Regions from separate parts of the Homo sapiens genome. Here region 1 is linked to region 2. The links are chromatin loops, found by intact Hi-C in ENCODE. Cell type or tissue: heart right ventricle. All regions are shown on one strand. Links, peaks and the distances in the headings refer to the core of each region. The heading gives the core; the rest is flanking DNA.

The links. Peaks named below come from ENCODE experiments on the same cell type or tissue, not always from the same donor. Only the 100,000 strongest peaks of a DNase experiment are listed, where the experiment ranks them.
Region 1: a loop joins it to region 2, with 2.0 times the contacts of the local background. A loop is called at or near these places in 2 of 110 quality-filtered maps.

The regions. Positions count from the first base shown.
Region 1 is chr1:81,491,289-81,499,633 of GRCh38, reverse strand. It overlaps a transcript of ADGRL2 not described here. Among named protein-coding and RNA genes, the nearest start is that of ADGRL2, 310 kb to the left of the region's middle. In heart right ventricle, for the core only: no CTCF peak of the experiment used is centred there; no DNase peak of the experiment used is centred there; H3K4me3 peaks cover 722 bases; H3K27ac peaks cover 3,720 bases.
Region 2 is chr1:81,428,837-81,437,181 of GRCh38, reverse strand. It overlaps a transcript of ADGRL2 not described here. Among named protein-coding and RNA genes, the nearest start is that of ADGRL2, 370 kb to the left of the region's middle. In heart right ventricle, for the core only: no CTCF peak of the experiment used is centred there; a DNase peak (open chromatin) is centred at 4,390; H3K27ac peaks cover 6,916 bases.

The sequences.
Region 1 (8,345 bases), core at 143-8,142, 62 kb before region 2:
AAGCTTCATAAATACAGATGCTTCCTGCCTGTGGGGTTCTCACAAGGGCATAGATTCTAGGCTCAAATGATGAAACGTTACCTTTGTTAGAACCAACACCAGCAAGATGCTCCTATTAAATAAGACAAACAGGTGGTTCAATGTTTTGTGATAATTTTAACAACCGGGTTCAAGTCCCATTCTATCTTCTAAATTAACTGCAAGGAGATCCATCACTCAGGCCAATAACTTACATGGCAGATTGTGTGGTCCTTACCATATAGGCTTCTGTGATCACATGTGTGAATCACAGCATTTATGCTGCCTAAGGCACTGGCCTGCAAAAGCAGAGCCTAGACCCAGCTGATTAAGCTGTAGCATAAAAGAACACTTCAGTAGTCAGGAGCATGACAGCCCACAATGGTTTATTGGACCAAAGAGTATAACATTGTAATTTACTTCTCGAATACATGTCATGTTCTCTCTTATTGTTTCCCCTTATGGAGTGAAATATGTAGGTAAGAGATTGCTGTACAAGCTTCATGTGTTATGCCCCTCCAAAATTAGAGGGTAACAAACTGTCTTTATTATCCTGTGCCTTTGGTAAGCTGCCACAAATCACAGAAACCACTGCAGGTGAGCATCTAGTGGTTTAAAAAGTCAAGGCAAGCTAAAAGACTTCGTGTCTCTGCCTGAAGCTATTTTTGAACTACAGTACAGTGAGACACAATTATTATGCTTCCTGGCCCTTCCTTTTTATTGTATGTTCCTAACCATTTTTTTTCTTTCTTATTGACAGGAAACCAGGATTTATAAAGTCTGGCTCAACGCAAATATTTAAAGACTTATTTTTTTTTTCTTTCCCCAAACATAACAATGTAAGTTGAATGGTGTTTTGGTGAGTTTATTTTTCTTTTTAAACTGGAATTCATGGCTGTTCTCCAGCTGAAAACAGCACTAGTCACAGATAATTTAAAGAGAATAGCTTGCTTGTTTGTCAAGCAAACATGTGTAATCTGATGAAATTATTAATGTCATAGTGTTAACTCTCTTCTCATAAATACAGTTAACAGTGCTGACACTGCAATTATACTCAGATGTTCCGGCTCTTTGCTTATTCACTCAATCTGTCGGTCCAGTATGGGGGAGACAAATTGTGGTGGGCACTTGACAATGCACAAAAGAGATATAAACCTCTTCTGATTAAGCCTTGATGAAAGATTAAATGGTTCTGAATGCTTGCCAGATTCTTGTGATATGACATTTTTAACCAGCGGTAATAAAAAATTCTACTCAAAAGGGTTTTCTCAAACAAAGATTATAAAGATTGCATATATATGTATATATAAATAATGTGTACACATGCATATATTAGATATGGTAAGAAAGAGCATGTTCACTTCTTACCTTGAATTCCAACTTTATAACAAGATAATTTCACGATACTTGCTAGATTTTTGCAGACATTTGTTCTGAGAGAAAACAACACATACTTCATAATTACCAACATTACTGTCTTCTTTACCATCCATCTACCAATGGAATAGTCCTTCACAGTAGCTCATTCATAATGAGGGTTCCTACATTCATTTATTATTATTATTATTATTTTAGTAGAGACGAGGTTTCACCATGTTAGCCAGGATGATCTTGATCTCCTGACCTCGTGATCTGCCCGCCTCGGCCTCCCAAAGTGCCGGGATTACAGGCATGAGCCACTGCAAATTTTTGCCATACCTATTCTGTCAGCAGTCAAGAATGAGTAGTGATCTATTGTATGCTTTAGCCTTTGAATTTTTAAACAGTTCACATCTTTTCACTTTTGGCTTTAGATCAAACAAAAATAGACCAGTTAATAATGGCTAACAACTATGTAACACTTCCTCTGTCCAAGTAGTGTTCTAGGTACTTCACATACTTCGCATCATTTCATTTCTTATATGAAGTATCTATTAGTAGTTTCCTCTTTCTGCAGATGAGTAAATTGAGGTAGAGAAAGGTTAAACAACTTGCTTAAAGTCACACAGCTCATAACAGGTAGTCCTAGGATTTGAATCTAGATATATCACAACATAAAATTGTAATAAACTTTAGGTTAAGAATCTATAACTATTCTTCTTAGATTTATAGATTATTATAAAGCATTTTTGTTCTATAAGATTAGACTTATTTCATCTCCTCATATATCCCACCCTGTGTAAAGACATCCTTGAATGAACCTCATAAAATAATTATAGTCCATATTGTTAAAAAAAAAACCATAGCAACATGGATGTGTTGTAATTATTAGTCTTCATATTAAGAAGTCCACTAAATTGAAAAGTTTCTTAAATATACAAACAAAGAAACCTCTTGCATTTCAATACGCTAGCGCCTGGAGCAAATGCATTTATTAAAAGTGAAAGGAAATGGGGAACCAAGACAGGTGAACCCAGCTACCTAGACCTTTTTGTTGACACATTTGGAGCAGATAAATAGAAATAATAAAGAAAACTGGCAGTTTTCTACACAGTGTTATGGCAAAAAATCTTGCTGCACATTCAGGAGGAACCTATATAAGTCATTCCTGGCCCTTTTGTTCTCTTTATATTTGGTTACAGAAATTATGTAGTTGTGTTCTTTCTTTTCCATTATGTGGAGCTTGTGTGAGGAAAGATCATTTCAGGGAAATGAAAAGGGTTTTTAAGTGGTTAGTAGAAGAAAAAAAATAATCAGGTAGAAAGGGGAGGACAAAGCCAACCCAGAAAAGGAAAAAAAATATATTGTTTTCCTCTTAAATTGTGTTAAACAGTTGTTTCCCACTTTGAAAGTTCATTATATTTATTTGTCATCAGGGTAATTGATCTACACTTGTTGCTAAGTCTGTTGCTTGCCTCCTGATGAACAGATTCATTAAGCTCATTTCTAATCTCTGTCTTCTAAATTCAATAAGCACTATAAAATTTCTTTCCTTGTATGGGAATTCTAAGGTCTTTTTTTTTTTTTCCTCAACAGCTTGAATTCCTGTATTCTGATTAAGATAGATGAAGTATTTGCATTCTATCCATATTCATAATCTTCTTTCAGAGTCAACCTAAAATACCACATTTGTTGCCCAGGCAGACACAGGCAATGTGTTAGGAGAGCTCTGCAGCTTTTTGTTTAGATGGATGACGACCCATCTCTTTTCAAATCCACAGAAGAGGTGGTCACTAGGTGAATTCAGGCTGTTAAGACATCAGAACAGTCATAGTGTCTTTTGTGTGTGACAGAAACTGTAATTAATGATTTCTCCCCCTTTTTTGCTAAAGAAAAAAAGAGCGACTTGCAGTTGACAGACATTTTATTAATAGTTTCTGCCAACTTGCCATGCATAAAAGGTTTTATTGGTTGCAATGCCAGTGTAAGAAAAAGTTCTTTTTGATAAAATGTTCAAGATGCTTGTTTTATGGATGAAAAATGAAGGCAATCTGTCTACCGCCACTGAAAGTTTGGGTTTCAATAATAAAATTAAAACGATTGTGACATTTCCTATTGTGTTATTTAACCATCTGCTTCCTACTGGTCTAATCAATGATGGCATTACCTAGCTCTTCTCTATTTAATATGAAGACCTGCCAATATTGTGTCTCATGGTTAATTTATGAGGGAGATTTATTATTGATAAAGGTGTTTGCATATTTGGTAACTGCTATTCCTCCTATGAAAGGGAATTCTTCTGTCTTGTGTTTGAGGGTTAAATATTCAACTTGACAAAGAGCAATGGATGTTTGTACCCTCTCAATAACTAGAAATCTAGAAACTGTACAGGAGAACAATGAGAAATGGTTACCAATGACAAACTTATCAGGTGTTTTCTGTATAACTTTAAGCAAGCATCTGTCATTTTCTTGCACCGCATTTAGTTAAAAGCACAACTTCTGAAATATTTTCTCAACAAAAGCATGCTAAATTCCTAGTTACCTGAGTTGAAATTTTTCCCCTTTTAAAATTGTTTGTGCAAGTTTTTCTATGGAGTTGATGTGCTGTTTCAATGATTTCTGCTCATCAATTAAGAGAGAGAAAAACACACTTTACCACATGGATTCACAATAAAACAATGAAGGTGCTTCATTGCAGTTTGCTTAATCAGCCATTATGAAGAGATGAGAGGGAGAGGGTTATTCAATATTTTAATAAGTCTTTGGATTTTGTTGCAGCACAAATGGAATTTAATTAGAAATGTGAAACATTAGGTACTACTAATTACTGACAAACTTGAAAATATACCTGCTCTATTTTACTTGTAATAATCATCATTATTAACTTAAACAACCTTTAGCATTTGCCCATAACTTTTACAAACTTCAATTTTTAAGTCTTAAATCATTCACATTTTGGGAGAAGGGAGGCAGCTGGAGATGAGCGCCTTTTGCAAATTGATCTGCAAGTAGTCATTCATTTTCTCTGGGAATTTTTACGTAAGCTCCCTTATTGGGAATATGCTAATGACATCCGCCATGATTACTGATTTTCTCTGAATCGTTATTCCTCTGTGGGCAAAGTAATCAGAAAGGGAGAACAGGAGATTTCCTTCTTGCTTGTGTTCCTTCTTCAACCATCTGCTCTACCCTGATTCATTTGAATTAGAGCTGCAGTTTTCTGATTCTTTACTCTGAAATCCTAAGGCATTTGAAAGCTTAAAAGGAGTTAATAGTTATCTATCTGTGTCACAAATATGGTTCTCTGTGTGTTCTAAGTGCAAATTTGCCTACTCAAGGTTTACATGGGCGAATTAATTTTATTAAGTATAATATGGTAATGTAGGTTAGCAGCTTCATTATTTGGGATGTGTCAGCTCTGAATACTTCTTTATTAATGGCCTTTAGCACAGACATTTCCAAAAAGGGGAACTGATGTATTAAAACAAAAGATTCCAAGATGAAGAAAAAGTAAAATCAAGTAAAATTGTAAAGAGAGAGAATTTGTAAAAGAGAAGTGTTGATGTCCATGTTTTCCAGTTACATTTGTAGGGGTGCCAACAAGAATGATGGACTGGTTGGTAATCAAGACTTCTGGGTATCAGGCCACACTTTGGCACCAAAGTGCTGTGTTCTTGAGGAAGTTACTTTATTTCTCAGAGTTCTGTTTTCTCAGTGGTGACATGAAATGAATGTCACAGGTGATCTTTAAGATTTTCTTCATCAGTAAAATTTTGTGACTGTATTATTTATCCCATGAAGCAGATTGCAGATGATGGGAAAGTTGCTTTAGCATGGGCATTTGATCTTGTCCAGGGAAAAGCCATTCCAAGATAAACTGTTCATCTTCAGAAGAAGGATAAGGGACTGAGCCTCCAGATTATACTTTTTAAAATGACGAGTATAGACCAGATTTTAAAAATGGGACACATTATCTTGTTTCAGTTTACATGGAATGGATAAATTGCTGAGAATGTTGCTGATTGATTGAAGCAAGCCTTACACTTCAGTGAGTGAAAATCAGCAAGATTCTGACACCCCTACTGAGACAGAGCTAACTTAATATGCAGAATTGGCATTTAGGCAAGAGAGTTTGCAAAACTTGGTGCTATTAGATCACTGAACATTGTCAAAACATGAAGGAGACATAAGTTTGTGACTGTTGACATTCTAGCATTCAGCTGATTTCAAAGTGAAGTGAGCAATTCATATTAAAATTGTTTCAGAAAGTGCCTCTATCTTGTCCTACTCACCCACATTGCCTCTTATTTTCTTCACATTGAGAATCAGACTGAGAACAATACAGCTGTCCCCACGTTTTAAATAATTAATAAGCCCTCTCCCCAAGTAAGCAACAGGATTTTTGAATAAGTGTATAGCGTCTACTGATCCAAACTTCTGAGGAAACTGTTGGCTTGTGCTGCAAGTAACCACTGACCACTCCCTCCTGCCTTGTAAATCGAATTTTTTTCTTCTGTCCATTTTTTCTGGCAACCATTACTGATTTGTGTTCTGATTTCTGTTTGACAGTTCTGGCTTATTACAGGCTGAGTGACAAAGCCAAGACTTAAATAGAAATTACTTCACTGATGTGTTTCAGCTGACCAGAGACAAACTCTTGCCCAAAATAACCTCCACTCCCTTCCTTCCAAATATCCCAACAACGGGAAGAAACATACAGCCACTGTCTTCTTTTTTGATGTATTATACAAATAGAACACTTTTGAGAAATAGGCCTAAAAATAGGAGAGCACAAGCGTATCTTAATAGTTAATGAAATAAAATTTCAAGGGCCTGAAATTAAAGATAGGCAGGTAGCCAGTGATAGATAAAGATAAGTATTTATTGCAACCATGGGCCTATGTTTGATGGACAGCAAATATGCTTTCCCTACAAGTTTGGCTTTTAGCTAGAGTTATACACTGTCTTGTCATGCTGACATGCAGGGCAACCTCACATTGCATCTGCTGAGCTATCATGCTATTGCATTTAGTTTTACTGTGGGGCGGGAGTGGGGTACATTTGTTTGATAATTTCTTTTCTCCTGAAATACATTTCACAAACCTGTTGGAGGCTGAATGACTCTGCTTCTTAGAACTATATCACATTTAGATACAAATATTTTTCACTGGTACTTGGACTGAGTTACATTGTTTTTTAAAAAGGAGTTTTCTTCTTTCAGGTTTTGTCTATCACTTACCTATAGTTTTATGTATTTGCTCCTAGATTTTAAAAATACATATTACACATTAGATGTCAGAAGAGATCATAATTCAAGGTCATTTTATACCACTCACATACTCTTCTATTCTAAAACAAATGACCTTCCTGTTATGTTTCTGGATAGAAGAAGAAATCCAGAAAGGAAGTATACTCTATTCATCAGTCCCTACTTAAGCAAATTTCTGATTGACGTCAGTAGTAAACTCCACATCAGCAGATCAGAATAGTATCTGGATGGCAATATTAAATGCCTTGCTGTTTAAAACTTCTTTCTGAACTTAGAATATTGAATATTATATCCAATTTTGAAGATGATTTTATTCACTTGAAATTAGTTTTTCCAACTTTAGAAATGAAGCATTCTTAGTTTAAGTTTAAATATTGCACAGTGATGATTTTCAACAATTAGAAACACATAGTACTGTAGTATGTCTAGGTCCAAGTATTTCTAATTTATGCATACTTTTTTCTAGCAATAATCTAAGCATTTCTTTTTTATTACATTTCTCATTCCCATGTGATCTCAGTCAATAGACTGTCATTATCAGAATAAAGTTCTGTGTGTTTAACTGAATTTTGAATTTTTGAAACAAAACTATTTGAATATTGATATTTAAAAAGTAAGCAGAATTTGAAGTGTTTTTCACTTCATTGGTTATTTTACAAAGATATTTACATAAAATCACCTTCTCTTTTGTGTGTTCAAGATTTACCCTTTGCTTTTCTTCTTCTTTTTCATTAATTCAAACCACATATGCAAAGTCATGAGCGTTTTCTACATATTAGGTCAAAGAAAATAAAAATGTTAGACTGAAAAAAGGATGACAGAAACATTACTGGAGATGGGCAGTCTTTATTTCCTACTAGAAAGAAACAAAGTTATAAATTATTGCACATACTCCTTTTTAAACAAAATTAAAAGAGTGGTTTTCTTCCTTTCATGTAAAATGCCAGAAACAGGCAGTCCAGGGTGAAGATGAGGGCCTCTATGGTCATCAGAGACTCAGTTTCATTCTTTGTGCTTAACTACATTTTGGCACTGGTTTCCATCTTCAGTCATCTCATGTCATATGGTGACTGCAGCAATACCAGCTTTCATGGCCACATCACTTTGGACAACCCTGTTTACAAGGAGAGCTGAATAATGCAACATTTCGCGAGCACAGTATTGCATAGAATAAATCTGGGGTTCTCTTGATTGAGAAAGAATGACAGAAAAAAATAACAAGTGGATAATTAGCAGCACCCACCACCGTAGAAATTGTTTTACTTTCTAGTCCTGGGTTAAAATGTTTTCTTTTAGCACCTTTTCTATTCCCTGTGGAAATAAGATTTCCTTTCTTTCTTTTTACTCAGTGTTGTCACTTCTCTTTCTGTCATCTTTGGTTCTAACAAAGCTCAGTTTTTCTCTCTTCCAATTTGAGATGTTGGAATCCCTTCTGTTTGTGTTTTTAAAGTAACTCTTTCTAACATTTGCTTCATATTCTAGAATTATGTGTCTCTTCATCTCTAGGCTTACAAATATATAATCTTGAGTAGTCTTTTTTTTTGAAGCAGAGTATATATAGCAAAATCATAAAAGTATAGCTTGATGAATTTTCACAAAGAACACACCCATGTGAGCATTACCCAGATTGGGATGTATAGAGAATCTCACCTAGACTAGACTATCTTCCATATGCCTCCTGCTAGTTACTGTTCTCC
Region 2 (8,345 bases), core at 81-8,080:
AAGTGAGGCAGCAACAGCGATTTTGTTCATGAGGTTAAATAATAGACTGGATAGTGAAATTCCCCTAAAAGACTTTTGCCTTGGTTGGATAAATTGAACAAATTATAATCCAGACTGTAGGGATTAGTTATCATTACTACAAATATGAAAGAAAAAGGTAAATGTTTATGAACACATTTTGTTGAGAATTCTTGCCATCTGGATTTACTATCGTAAGGAGTGGAATTATAGACATTCTCTGAAAGGGGTAAGGTGTGGAAAGAAGAAAGGAAAACTCCAAATCACTTTTGTCAGCACTTCTGTATAGGAAAAATAGCTATGGCATGAATGCCAATACGGTATCTGATTAAGAGATGAAGCCCTATATAATTGGATCCAATCAGGTCCTGATAGGTGACAACAAGAGTTTCTCCTTTTCACATAAGTGAGGTTCACTGAGCAGACCAGTCCCTGGCATACTGATCTTCCTAAAATGGATCATGGATCATAAAGGAACTAGAAGTGGAAGGATGGAAAGGCTCAGATAAATTTATTTTATATTGATTTCATCTGGGCCTCTGCTTTCCCCATATTGGTTCTTTATGCAGGCTATCACCTTCTATTGATTAATACATAACCAGACTAGGCTTGTTTACTTGGGAACAAAGAGCCATAAAGTGATCCCAGCACTCATGGCTATACGCTTAGTCACAGAGCCCAGACATTATGGTCATGGACAAAAAAGCGAGGAAAAAAAATAGTTCAAATGAAAGAAGGAAAGAAAACTAATATTTACTAACCACCTTTTGTCAGGTATGTTAGATAGATGTTATTTGAGTGTTGCCACCTATCTGGTATCAAACCCGTCAGTGAGTCCTATATTTGTAAGTCCCCTCTAGAACAAATTTTACCATGCTCTACCGTGATGTCGTCGGCAAGTACGTTCTCCTTCACTTTGGAGGACCGAGCCGTGTCTGCCCTGTGCTTCTTTGGTGTTTTGCTGATTGGAGAATTGAATATATGTTATACTGTCTACCTGACAGCAATATGCAACTTCAGTGCTGAATACTTTCCTTTTGAAGATGTATGATTCTTTTTTATTTTTTTGAGATGGAGTTTCGCTCTTATTGCCCAGGTTAAAGTGCAATGGCGTGATCTCGGCTCACCGCAACATCTGCCTCCCAGATTCAAGTGATTCTCCTGCCTCAGCCTCCCGAGTAGCTGGGATTACAGCATCCACCACCACGCCCGGCTAATTTTGTATTTTTAGTAGAGATGGGGTTTCTCCATGTTGGTCAGGCTGGTCTCAAACTCCCGACCTCAGGTGATCCACCTGCCTCAGACTCCCAAAGTGCTGGGATTACAGGCATGAGCCACCGCACCCTGTCTGAAGATGTATGATTTTTTATTCATCATTCTTTTTTCTAGCTTCCATCTTTCCCAGGTTCCAGAGAAATGTTTCAGTGTAAGAAATATTATTCAACAGTTTTTGCAAAGCAAGGAAACAGACAAAATTTCTGTTCAATGTATCCACTATGAATTTATATAAATATGTGTGTCTACCTACAAATTAACCATCTTGAATTAAATATATATAGTCCCGATGTTTTGAAGAAATGGATTGTTATATTTATTAGTTCATCTTGGCCTATAAGTTTATTTAAAAATACTAAGCACTCTAAAGAACAAAAAGTGGTTTCCCTTTTAAAATTTCTCAAAGTTCCAAGTGTTTTGAATTCATTGAACTCTCGACAATCAGCATCTGGTTGATTAAGTAATTTACATTTGGACATCCTCACAGAGAGATTGGAGGTGGGGGAATTCCCCTTGAATTCTGGGAAGTTGTTCTTTGGACATGATGTTTATTTCCTCTGATGTCACAGTTTCTCTTGATAAATGTAAACATTTATTTTTAACATGGTTGTTAAAACTTAGTGAATATTCAGTTCCAGTTCTTTTGTCAGTTGCTGGTGAAGCAGAAAGGTCAGTTTATGGGTCATTATACTCACAGATTGAATGTTGAGTTATTAAAAAGTAAATGTAATTTTATTTTAATATTTTTTAATGTGTTTGGAAACATAAGTGGAGTTTTTGAAAAACAGAAACTGTAAAGCTGTCTAACTTAATATAGAGTATAAGTAAAATAAAATTCATGTCAATAAAGTTTACCTATTATTAATACTTTCAGGGACTGGTACATTTTTATTAATTGTGTCCAGTACTTTTGTTGAAACCCTTTGTCAGCTGTATTTAATTCTCACAGGAGTCCCTTGCAGTGTGCCTTGTTGCCTGATTTCACAGATTTTACAACTCAGAGAAGTTAAAAAACTTTTCATGTCACACAGCAAGCAAACAGCGGAGCAGTGACTTAAGCCCAGTCTTGTCAGATTTGAAGGCCTGTGAATGACCACCTGCAGCTTCCCAATTTTGGTTGCAAGGTAGGCCTGGTAATATATTTTGTGCTTCCCCAGACAGCTGCAGTTAAAACTGCTTCATATGAGAGATGATACTCATTCTAATTTTTAATATATTTAAATAAATCATAATGTCAACCTCCCTGTTTGTAATCCTCCCTCACTCCCAATTTCTACAACCAAACATCCAAGATGTTTATTTCCTACAGTTTTGTATTCACTGGGTTCATTCACTTATTCACTAGTTCACTCATTAATTCAACACATATTTATGGTACCCTCATCAAGCACCAGACACTCTTCTAGGCCCTAGAAGAGCAGTTCCTATGGTAATGAAGTTTACATTTGGGTAGGAGAGAGAGACAATAAACACATACCGAGAGACAAATATAAAAAACAAGCAAAGTTGGATGGTGATAAATGCAGTGAAGAAACATAAAATAGAATAAGTACCCAGAAAATAATAAGTAACTTTCATTGAAAATACATTACATGTGTGACACATTGGTCTGAGTACATTACAAAGATTAATTTGCTTAATTCTCACAAAACTCTATGTGGTTAATACTGTATTTGTGGTAGATCAGGGATGGTATCAAATTATTTACTACTCCTCTAATTGAGATTGAGATGTGGAGTCTAATTCCTCTCCCTTTGAATCTGAGCTGGACTTATTGACTTGCTTGATGCATAGAGTGGGGCAGAAGAGATAGCATACTAGGTCCTGGCTTAGCCTTTAAATGAACTGGCAACATTGCCTTGTTCTTTTGGAACCCTGAGCTTCCACTAAAAAGTCAGACTAAGGCTTCCATGCTGTGGGAAAGCTCAGGCAACATGGAGAGGCCAGGTGTCAACAGAGTCCCAACACAGCTTCTAGCCTACAACCAGCATGTGAATGAATCATATTGTGGGGCCAGTCCCCTGAAGCCTTTACATGACTTCAGTTCCTGCTGCTATCTGACTGCTCCGGAATTATGAACCCTGAGTGAGGACAACCCAACAGAGTCCAGTCAATCCACGGAAAAGTGAGAGATAATAAGACATACTTCTTTCAAGCCATTAAATTTCAGGGTGCTTTATTATGCAGCAAAGAATAATTGGAACAATTATAATTTTCCTTTTACAAATGAGAAAACCAAGGGAAAGAAGGGTTAAATAATTTCCTTGCCGAAGGGTAGAATCTGAATTCAACCCAGACAGGCTGTCCTGCAAGCACCATTTTAAACTCTCCCCAAAACAGCCTAACCCTAGAGTAAGATCAGCTTTCACAGGGTGCTCCTGACTAAACTTGGCAGTTGCTGACTAGTTCACATTTTATGTTCTTCATTGAATCACAGTGGTTAAAACTCAGGGCACACTTCTCTTGGAATATAATCGCTTTCTCAAAGGGACCTTGAGGTGTCCTTGGACCTGAAGTATTATGTTGTCTATGACCTTTTGTGGATTGGAATCTTAAGAAAAATAAGGAGGACATGGAGGAGATTGACCTGCACTAATCTATAATCCTTTCATTGTGTTGTAAAATTATGAGAATTATTCAAGTAAAATAGGAAATCACATGACATTTTGATTAAATAAAAGAAAAAGAGTACAAAGTAATTCTCTTAAATTAAGAGCAAATAATTGTAACAAAATCAAATTTCTTGGCATACAAATATGTTACATCCCTTGTCTAAGGCAGATAATTTATATTGGGATGGGAAAGGAGTGACCGGATGTCTGTAGCCTGATAGCATTAAACAGTAAGTTGTTCAGCCAGATGTTCCTTCCTTAGCAAGGAAGGACACATAACTACAGGGTACCAGGCAAGCCCAAGGTACATATTTCCACAGACACTTTTTCCTCAGGGTATTTACAGTTCAGTTTAGCTCTTTCCACATTGAAACTCTGTATACACAACCATAGAACGGCCCATGATTGTACAAAGGAAAGACGTTTATAGATGCTGCACATTCCCCATGCCGCCCCAAGCCTTCCAAGGGAAGCTCCTGGTACTCTTGAAACTTTCCTGTCAGATGATTATACAATCCAGTGCCTTTTCCAAGCAGGAAATATGATGTTCCAACGACAGCTTGACCTCCTGTCTGAAAATGGGCTGGGGAGGGGAGCGGCGCCGAGGAGGGGGGCAGGAAGATGAAACAGGCATGGTCTCAGTATACTTAATTCATAGACCCAATCACAAACAAAAACAAGTTAATTTTGTTAAGAACTCATAATAACATTTCACTTATGACAAAATCCCAATCATTTATTCTCCTCTGGAGTACTTCTTATGCATCCTTGAGTTTTTAAAAGTTCAAGTGTTGCATAAAAAAATCAACATAATTACAGAAAACAGTCCTTAAACAAGAATATCCTGTTTTGTTTCCTGCATACGCACTGGGGTGGCTCATCTGAATCCTTGACAACATCCAACTCCAAGAAGAAAACATCAAGACAGCTTGCTGATCAAGGATTTTACATCCAACTCTTCAGCAGTAGGGCTGTTGGCCCTATGTGTAAGCTGACAATCGCCCTATTGTTTACTTTCCAGTCAGAAAAGCGATGCTGCCTTTCTTCACTGCGTATGGTCTCCATAATCCTAACAGTCATGTTCACTCAGCAGTAAGCCCAAATATATGTTTCCCAGAGGAATTTCAAATACATGAGATAGATTAGCATCTCTGTGGCTTGATGCAATCTGTGACAGATTCAACAGCAATAAACATTTTAAAGTGTGGTCAGTACTAAATTATTTGTTGAAGAACAATTTTGTTTCTGAGGTAGACAAAAATTAGCAATAACTTTTGGGTGGTAAATACAGGGGCTGAGGGATAATACAACACCCCCGAACCTCTCTCCCTCCCGGCATTTCATTCTGTTTAAAGAGAGGTAAAAAGCCCAATTGTGTGGTGATGAATTAGAAAACTTCATGAACATTCAAGAAATACACATGCCACTACAAATTAACCATTAGCAGGGCAAGGTATTCATCCTTTCTGTCAGATTCTGTGGGAAGTATGCCTTATTAGCATTGAAGCCCAAAGAAGTAATCTATCAGTCCACATTCACTTATCCTACAAAAAAGAACAGGCAATTTGAGTGCTGGAAAAATAAATAGCATAGTTCTTCCCATCCCCATTTCAATCCTAAAATTGAAAATCACCAAATAAAATTCTATTTCCTCTGCTTCCAGTTTGTCTCTGTGTTTACAGCGGAATGTGGTTTTGCATTTTAAATCAGTTCCATCATAACCCTGAAAGTGATCACAGGGCTGCTAATTCTCTGTCTTCAGTTTCCACCCCTCCTCCACGCTACCACTTTGAATTTGAATGGGACCAGAAGATTCTCTAGGGGCCACGTTTGTGGCCCTTCAGCGGCAGCCTCTCTACTTCTTTCAGCTTGTTTCCTGGCATGGTTCATGGGGATTTGTGGTGAGTGGCAGCTCCGGAATCACTTTTCATTCTGTCAGGTTGTGGTTAGGCTTAGTGGGGTTTCTTTGTTATACTGGCCACTAGTAGTCAATTCCCTTGAAAATATCTGGTTTTCTCCTTTTCTCTTAAAGAAAAAAATAAAAAGCAGCTCCCAACTCCCCACCCTACCTCCAAAACACAAACACAAAGCAAACACGGATATCCCTTGGAAATCTTAGGAGGAGACAGAGAACAGAGAGAGCCCCAGATGTTCTCAACATCCCAGTTTAATTCTGATGTCAGACTATAAAAGAACTTTGGAGGGCCCCATTTCCTGTACCTGTTCTGCTGACATGCTGTTTTATTAAAGAATCAGGGATAAATTTTACTACTCCTTTTTTATGTTAAAGTAAAATAAAATAAGCCAAACATATAGAATGTGAATTTGGGGAGCACAGTGCTTCTTTTTCTTTCAAGACAAACTTGGAAAATAAGTAAGTACCAAAATTAGTAAACAAATCAAATAAATACTTGGGAGTGCATTAAGATGGAGTTTTCCATGGACACAGAGGGAGGATTGGCACTTTCTGCACGTCTTAAGCCAGAGCTTAACAGAGTTTGTATTTCATGAATCAGTTTGGGAAAAAAAGGAGAGAACAGCATACTGCTGCCAACATTTTATATTGCCAAGTTAGGCTATTAAAAACAACAACAACAACAACTAACTTGAAATCTTACATCATTTCTTAAAAGAAAGGACATGTTAACATCAGTGGGGGGCTGGGGGAGAGGGGAAAGACATCATCTCAGAATACAAGACAGCCTTTTCAAAAATGAAGACCTGGCAACTTTTACACCAGCATGCCACAAAGGCCTTCAGAAATAGCAGGTTCCTGAAACACACCAAGCCCCTTTTCACCTTATTGCCTTAGCACCAGGTCAATCCCATCCTCTAACTGGAAACAGATCCCCTGGGGCATTGACAGAGCTCTCCACTCAAATCTAACCAGAAGAGGCAGGGCTTCTCTAGCCCTGTTGAAATCCCCTCTTTACAGACCCCATGTGGACAAACCTTCCCCTTCTGCACCTCCATTTCTCTCCATTCTTTAACCTTGCTTTATTTTTCATCAAGCACTTGCTACTACATTGCCATCTATCATTTCTTTGCTTTTGCCTATTTCCCCCATTACAATATAAAGCTCATGGCTGGGTGCAGTGGCTCACGCCTGTAATCCCAGCACTTTGGGAGGCCCAGGCTGGCGGATCACCTGAGGTCGGGAGTTCGAAACCAGCCTGACCAACATGGAAAAACCCCGTCTCTACTGAAAATACAAAATAAGCCAGGCGTGGCGGTGCATGCCTGTAATCCCAGCTACTCGGGAGGCTGAGACAGGAGAATCGCTTGAACCCAGGAGGCGGAGGTTGCGGTGAGCCAAGATCGCGCCATTGCCCTCCAGCCTGGGCAACTAGAGCAAAACACCATCTCAAAAACAACAACAACAACAACAAAACAAAAAACAAAAACAAAAAACAACAATATAAAGCTCATGAGGTCATGGGCTTCCCATCTTTTCTTCACCTCCTTTCCTCCATTACCCGAAACGTTGCCTGGCATATGGAAGGCTCTCACTACAGATTTGTTCCATTTATATATGTGTATCATTTCAGACTGCTTATTTTTCTTCTTTTATTGTGGACAAGAGAAAATGTCCACAGAGCCTGCACTGTTTGGTATATGGAAACCATTGTTTTAAGAAAGAGATTGAAGAGCTGCTAGCAGCATTCCTTCAGGGCAGAACCGAAGGAAGCAGGCATTTGGTTTGAGCATTCTTTACTGCAACCAATTTGAAATATCAGGAGACTCATGTTTCTTAGGACAGGCAACCAATGGCTAGTGGGCTGAATCGTGCCTGCTTGATTTAGGAATACGAAATATTCTTAAAACATAGGCAGGCTGTTCAGGAATATAGACCCTCCTCCTCCCTCGCTCAAATTAGCTAATTAGAGATTAGGCATTGCTTTTTAGCCTGTGGCTCTTTTACACTGCATGAATCGTGTATGAGAATGTTCACCTGCTCTTAGAGTACAAGTATCTTGGATATTTAAGTTAAAAAAAAAGGTAACAGTAGCCTCTAGGTAACTGCACAATGAACTGTTACCTCTCATAATTATTAACCAGGAAGTGGGAAAACTAGGAAGTCAAGTTCACAAACAAATCTTACTACTAACAAGAGTGGGTCATTGTAAAAAAAAAAAAAGCTGCTTTTGAAATGCCTCATGGGTAGTTCACAAATATAGATAGTAGGTTTCAAAAGTGAGAATTTCAAATTTCTTATGCTATATGGGAATGTGAATAGGTGGTTCAGACTTCTTCCTGAAAAAGCACTACTTCTAGGCATCGGGGCTCAGAACATCGTGGTGGCTCAGAAAACAACACCTTAAAATATGGTATTTTGATATGCTGAGTACCTTGAAATAAAGAAGCAGCCTCAGAAACAAGGTCTCTCTGACCTTCTCCCACTGTCCCTCTCTCTCCCCTTTCCCTATCCTGAAGCACAGA